2 separate regions of the Homo sapiens genome follow, and region 1 is linked to region 2. A link is a contact called in ENCODE Hi-C or POLR2A ChIA-PET data. All regions are on one chromosome and are shown on one strand. Each heading gives the region's core, a stretch centred on a gene start or an enhancer-like site at or near the end of the contact. The rest is flanking DNA. Distances are from core to core; before and after follow the strand shown.

The links. A loop is a pair of places that touch in the nucleus more often than their neighbours do. ChIA-PET counts read pairs that join two places held with the same protein, here RNA polymerase II (POLR2A). Pooled maps may share reads with other maps.
Region 1: a map with no recorded cell type shows a loop between it and region 2 (6-fold over the local background). The contact joins two enhancer-like sites. A Hi-C loop is called at or near these places in 9 of 37 single-sample maps with no recorded cell type and 6 of 50 pooled maps. POLR2A ChIA-PET finds 5 or more read pairs at or near these places in 5 of 52 experiments (GM12878, activated B cell, activated CD8-positive, alpha-beta memory T cell and 2 more).

The regions. Positions count from the first base shown.
Region 1 is chr4:184,513,506-184,516,205 of GRCh38, forward strand. The region is part of intron 1 of LINC02427 (long intergenic non-protein coding RNA 2427); the gene reads right to left. Among named protein-coding and RNA genes, the nearest start is that of LINC02427, 23 kb to the right of the region's middle. RefSeq lists enhancers at 793-882, 933-1,002, 1,013-1,172. Within about 2 kb of position 1,251, at least 19 of the 41 ENCODE cell types and tissues checked have a DNase peak (open chromatin) inside an H3K27ac peak, as active enhancers do; they include GM12878, where a contact is called at or near this core.
Region 2 is chr4:184,330,335-184,333,034 of GRCh38, forward strand. No RefSeq gene overlaps it. Among named protein-coding and RNA genes, the nearest start is that of MYL12BP2, 17 kb to the left of the region's middle. Within about 2 kb of position 1,302, at least 20 of the 41 ENCODE cell types and tissues checked have a DNase peak (open chromatin) inside an H3K27ac peak, as active enhancers do; they include GM12878, where a contact is called at or near this core.

The DNA of each region.
Region 1 (2,700 bases), core at 1-2,500, 180 kb after region 2:
GAGACAAGGTGGGACTGAAGCCTGCAGTTTCCCAGAGTTGGACACCAGGACCCCAACAGTAAATGTCTTAACTCAGAGCTGTAACTCGGAGGCATCTGTAGGGAATCCTCATCGCACTTCATTTGCCCAAGAGCTGAAGGGACTTTTACAATAAAGCCCTTCGAACAGGAAGGGAGTGATCATTTAAGATCCTTGTAAGGTACACTAAGAAGATGAAGGATGAAGAGCCATGGAGAAGGGGAAGAGAACATTCCTCCATGCACTCTCCTCCTTTGAACCTAACCAGACAGCCTCACCTAGATCACAGACCAGAGAGTCCTTCAGGCAGCTGTGACATCCAGGAGTCTCTCTGGACAATTTCTGCCTAAAGATGTCCTTGACATACTGAATGGTTGCTCCAGTCTGACACTACTTCTCTTCTCTTCTCTTCTCTTCTTTACATCTCTGACATCTCTGAGCTTCTTTCCAGTGACATCACTCATCTTAGGGTGGTACGGATGAAACCCAACCACATTGCTTATGCCTCTTTTTTTAGCTTCTTTTTATTATGAACTCTTTCCTCCTAACACATTTAAGGGGGTGGTGCAAGCGTGTACATGTGAACTTTTGCTTGTTTGAATTGAGAAAATGACGAAGCATCAGGAATGTCCTAGTTTTGAATATGCAATATCAGCAGATCCTTCTGTGCAACTCTCCCAAAAAAGGGTGAGATTCTGTGTATGCATATGCCTACACCATCCTGGCAGCTCCTCCCCCAGGTCCCCCCTGTGAGCTCAGCCTAATGACTAGTCCTCAAAGATTGTCCCTGAGTGGAACTGAGATGTTAAGGTACATTTTCTAAATGTGGAATTTCCTATTCAGGACTTCCCAACTCATTCCTGTACCACCCCACTAGAAGGAGGATGGACAGATTCGCTTGCTGAAATGGCGAAGCAAGTTCCCGCAGCTGGCCAGGCTGAGCTGTTTCTGAAGCTCAGAGCAGCTGTGACTCATCCCTCCTGCAGTCCGTTAACTTCCCACTCCTGTCACCAGACCAGCTACTCCTCTCGCTCTGACTCCTACAAACCCACTTATTTTCAAATTTGCTCAATAACCATGACATTCAAACCCAACATGCTCTGTGCACAGGACGCTGTGAAAACACACAGTGAGAATTAAGGGTCCACAGAAGAAATAATGGCCAGAGTAAGAACTGTTTTCTTGGATGCTGGGTGATGAGGAATAACTGCTAATAAGAGACAACAGCAAGTATTAGGACATGTGCCATCAGGCCCAATTGAGTTAAGGGAATGCAGTCATCCTAACTGGTGGTTTTCAGAAAGCCACACAACATTTTAATTGAATGCACAGGCTTCTGCATGATTAGGAACACAATACTTTGGTGCCCAGGCCGGATTGAGCTGGTAACAATGAGCTGAAATGGCTTCCTGCCATGAAGCAGAGAAGCTCAAGCTTATTCTCCCTGTGACACTTCCAGGCCCTGTTGCAAAGTCACAAAAGAAACTCAAGAAACCAATTTTCAGAGACGGTTTAGAGCTTTCCTGCATGGTTCCAACTACTCGTGTGATATAAAAATGGAATGACTGCAGAAGGAGGATTGCAGCTGGATTTCGGGGAAACTTTCTGAAGAATGGACAAGAGGAACCAGCAGCCTGGTGCAAAGTCACTGAATCAAGTAGCAAGTAGCACCAACTCCTCCCATCCTCCCATCAGACAGCATGAATTTAAAGTGGTCTCCAGTCATGCAGCCATTTCACAGAGTTTGCATCTTAAGCCCACCTAAGATATTGTCAATAAGATATTGTCTTGAATTCCCAGCCAGAGTCCAGGGAATCCAGAAGTTTCCAAAACTTTGAAAATAGGAAATATTCAACAGAGTTATTCAGCAAATATTTGTTCAGCGCCTACCACATTCCAGTCACTAATAATTGGCATGGATATCAGCCCAATAAAATTAACCATTGGACTATCATTGGGAACCCCCGAGAGACATATTCAACACGAGCCTGAATTAAAAATACAACTAAATTTCTATATTGTGATTTTTAAAATGTGTTTGCTTTAAAAGTTCAATCAAAATGGGCCTTTCACTTTAAACTCAGCTCTGGACATCTCTATGCAACTCTCTGTGGAAGGTTCACCGAGATGTCCCTCAGAGCAGCTCTTTCATCTCAGCATGTTTATACATGAACTCATTGTCTTTCCTCCAAATTTGTATGTCAGTTGGTGGCACTCAATCACCCAAGTCAGGACCTGTGAATCACCCTTGCCCCCTTCTACTCCCTTACACTCAAGATCCAATCAATCACCACATCCTATCACTTTTACCCCATAGACACAACTCCAACAATATAATAGCCTCTTCTGTAGACACTGTAGTAGGCGCACCACAGATGGGCACTATTGTTATCATGTGCATTTTACGGATAAATAAACATGGCTGCAGGGGTTAAATAACTTCCCTAAGATCACACAATCAGTATATGGCAAAGCTAAAAATCAAGCTTGGCTGGGCACGGTGGCTCATGCCTGTAATCTCAGCACTTTGGGAAGCTGAGATGGGTAGATCACGTGAGGTCAGGAGTCCAAGACCAGCCTGACCGACATAGTGAAACCCCATCTCTACTAAAAATACAAAAATTAGCCAGGCGTGCTGGTGCATGCCTATAATCCCAGCTACTAGGGAGGTTGAGGCAGAAG
Region 2 (2,700 bases), core at 52-2,551:
ACTCTTTGTTCATGTTGAGATTCAACAGGAAATATTGTTTTTACAGGGTCTGGAATTTTAATGAGTCTAAGGATTCCTGATGGTTGTATTGACTTTATTTGTGGGGTTCTCAAAAGGAATCTCACAGTGTAGTCAACAGCAAGGAGTAAGCATTTTCTTACTTACAAAACCAAAGTTATATGTGTGGTACAAAGATGAGAGACTGGGGCCAGGCGAGGTGGCTCACGCCCATAATCCCAACACTTTGGGAGGCTGAGGCAGGCAGATCACCTGAAGTCAGGAGTTTGAGGCCAGCTTGACCAACATGGTGAAACCTCATCTCTACAAAAAATGCAAAAATTAGCTGGGTGTGGTGGTGCACACCTGTAATCCCTGCTACTCAGGAGGCTGAGGCAGGAGAATCACTTGAACCCAGGAGGTGGAGGCTGCAGTGAGCCAAGATCACACCACTGCACTCTAGCCTGGGTGACAAAGCAAAACTCTGTCTCAAAAAAAAAAAAAAAAAAAAGTGAGACTGGGAGCAGAAAGCAAGCAGTACTCACGCCACACTGCTGGGCAGTGGTGCTTAAAGAAAGCGAAAGAACAAACAAATGAAATACCAGCCTCAATGCAAAAATAAGCTGGAATGGAGGAGGTTTTCCATGCTTTTTGAAAGAGGCTGGGTAGAAATTGTAGTCTTGGGGGTTTTGTTGACAGCAAGAATTTCAGCTTTGCCTTAAGTGTTACTCAGAAGGTGAAATGGATTCAGCCAAACGTTACCATATAAACACAAACAGGCACATTTTGAAAACAGTTCCTGGAGTTCCAGGGAGCTCCCCTTTAATTCATCCCTAGCTCAATGCCGTATAGTTAGTGTTCAACGTCCTTCTAAGAAAAGAACTGAGGCGGTTTATTATTAGTGGTGAAGAACCAATACACAGAAATACAAAGGGTCATAGAAAGACAGTAAGCAACATTTCTGCTACAACAAGAGTCCGTAACCATGCTTTACTCCAGCCTCGGGGCTTCTGAAACCTCCCTAAGCTAAGAAACACAAACACATGTATGTGGGCCCATAATAGATGTAGGTGAGGGCTATAGGTCTCCTCAGCTTCATACCAGGTGGTATGTTACAATGAAAGCAAGTCTCAGACGGAATTCGGCCATAAAATAAACATTTAGAAGCCAGCAGGCTCAAAAACGTGGTACAACCAGTTCTGTAAACTCAACCAAGTACTGGTGCTTTGTTCTGCTGGCACACTGACAGGTGCCTTACATAACAGATTCACTTAAGGCAGATGTGACAGTACTCGAACAGCATGATTTAGCTTCATGTCTAGTCAGGGTCAGGTGCAGGAACCTTTCTATGAGCTGTGGATACAAGTCCTGATTCAAATCCCAAACCAGAGACAGCATTTGGAAGGGCATACATTATCCACTAGGCTTTCTAGGTCATAATACCCTGTTTATGCAAGGAGATGCAATCTGATACAGTGCTTCCAGTCAGCCCATAATATTTTGAACAACTCTTACTTCACCAATGAAAATGACTCCTAAAATCCATTATGCCAGATAGCAAAGCTGTTGGTGTTCATTGAGGATAGAGGAAGTTCTTATAGCTGACTCTCTAGAGCAGGAGCTGCTTCTTCTTTTTTTTTTTTTTTTTTTGAGACCGAGTCCAGCTCTGTCGCCCAGGCTGGAGTGCAGTGATATGATCTCGGCTCACTGCAACCTCCACCTCCCAGGTTCAAGCGATTCTCCTGCCTCAGTCTCCCGAGTAGCTGGGAATACAGGCGTGTGCCACCACACCAAGCTAATTCTTTGTATTTTTAGTAGAGATGGGTTTTCACCATGTTAGCCAGGATGGTCTCGATCTCCTGACCTCCTGATCTGCCTGCCTCGGCCTCCCAAAGGAGGAGCCTCTTAATAGTCTTTCAAATTCCAACAGACCACCCCTGGAGTGTGTATATTCATTCCTGAATAGGGCTCTTCAATATTAACTCGCTGCTCCTGGTTGTCAATTAAAAACCCAGAGATAAATACCACTACCTATGCCAACATTTTTAACCATGAATTGGAACAGTGTAATATTTTTGCTGGGATCTTTGATTGTCTCTTGCCAGAGCCCAGACTGGGGATCCAGGCATACACCTGGGCTCAAGACTTAGGAAAGCCCTCTCTCTTTCCTGGCCTTACAGTCTGGAGTCTTGGTCAGAATCTGCCCATCTTCAAACAGTTATGGCTTTCTCTTCTTACCTGTGCCTTCCATCAACCTTGTGAAGTAGGTGACGGTTACCAGGGTTAGAGTTCAGTTATTTCAAGAGCTTATCAGAGGAATTAAGCAGCAATTTTTTTATTTTTTTGCTTCAAGCTATCAGTTCCAAGGTCAACATGATATCTTGATACTCTTAAATGCTCTGATATTTTTTGATTTGCTGTGAAAGGCACACAATATTAACTCTATTAATGCCAGACAAAATACCGTCATAAATACTACATAGGAAGGGCCCTTGACAAAGACAGTCTCAGTGACCAAACTTTAGAAGGCCCCTCTCAGCCCTCTTTTTAACAGGACTCATCCCTGGACCCAGGCTTCAGCCTGCCTAGTCCAGTTTTAGCAGGGATCCTGCTAAGCCAATTTAGTGAGAGTCCCTCAACCTTGACCTCTGACCACACTGGTCTGCCTTCAGCAAGAATCCTGTTAAAGTCAGTTTAGCAAGA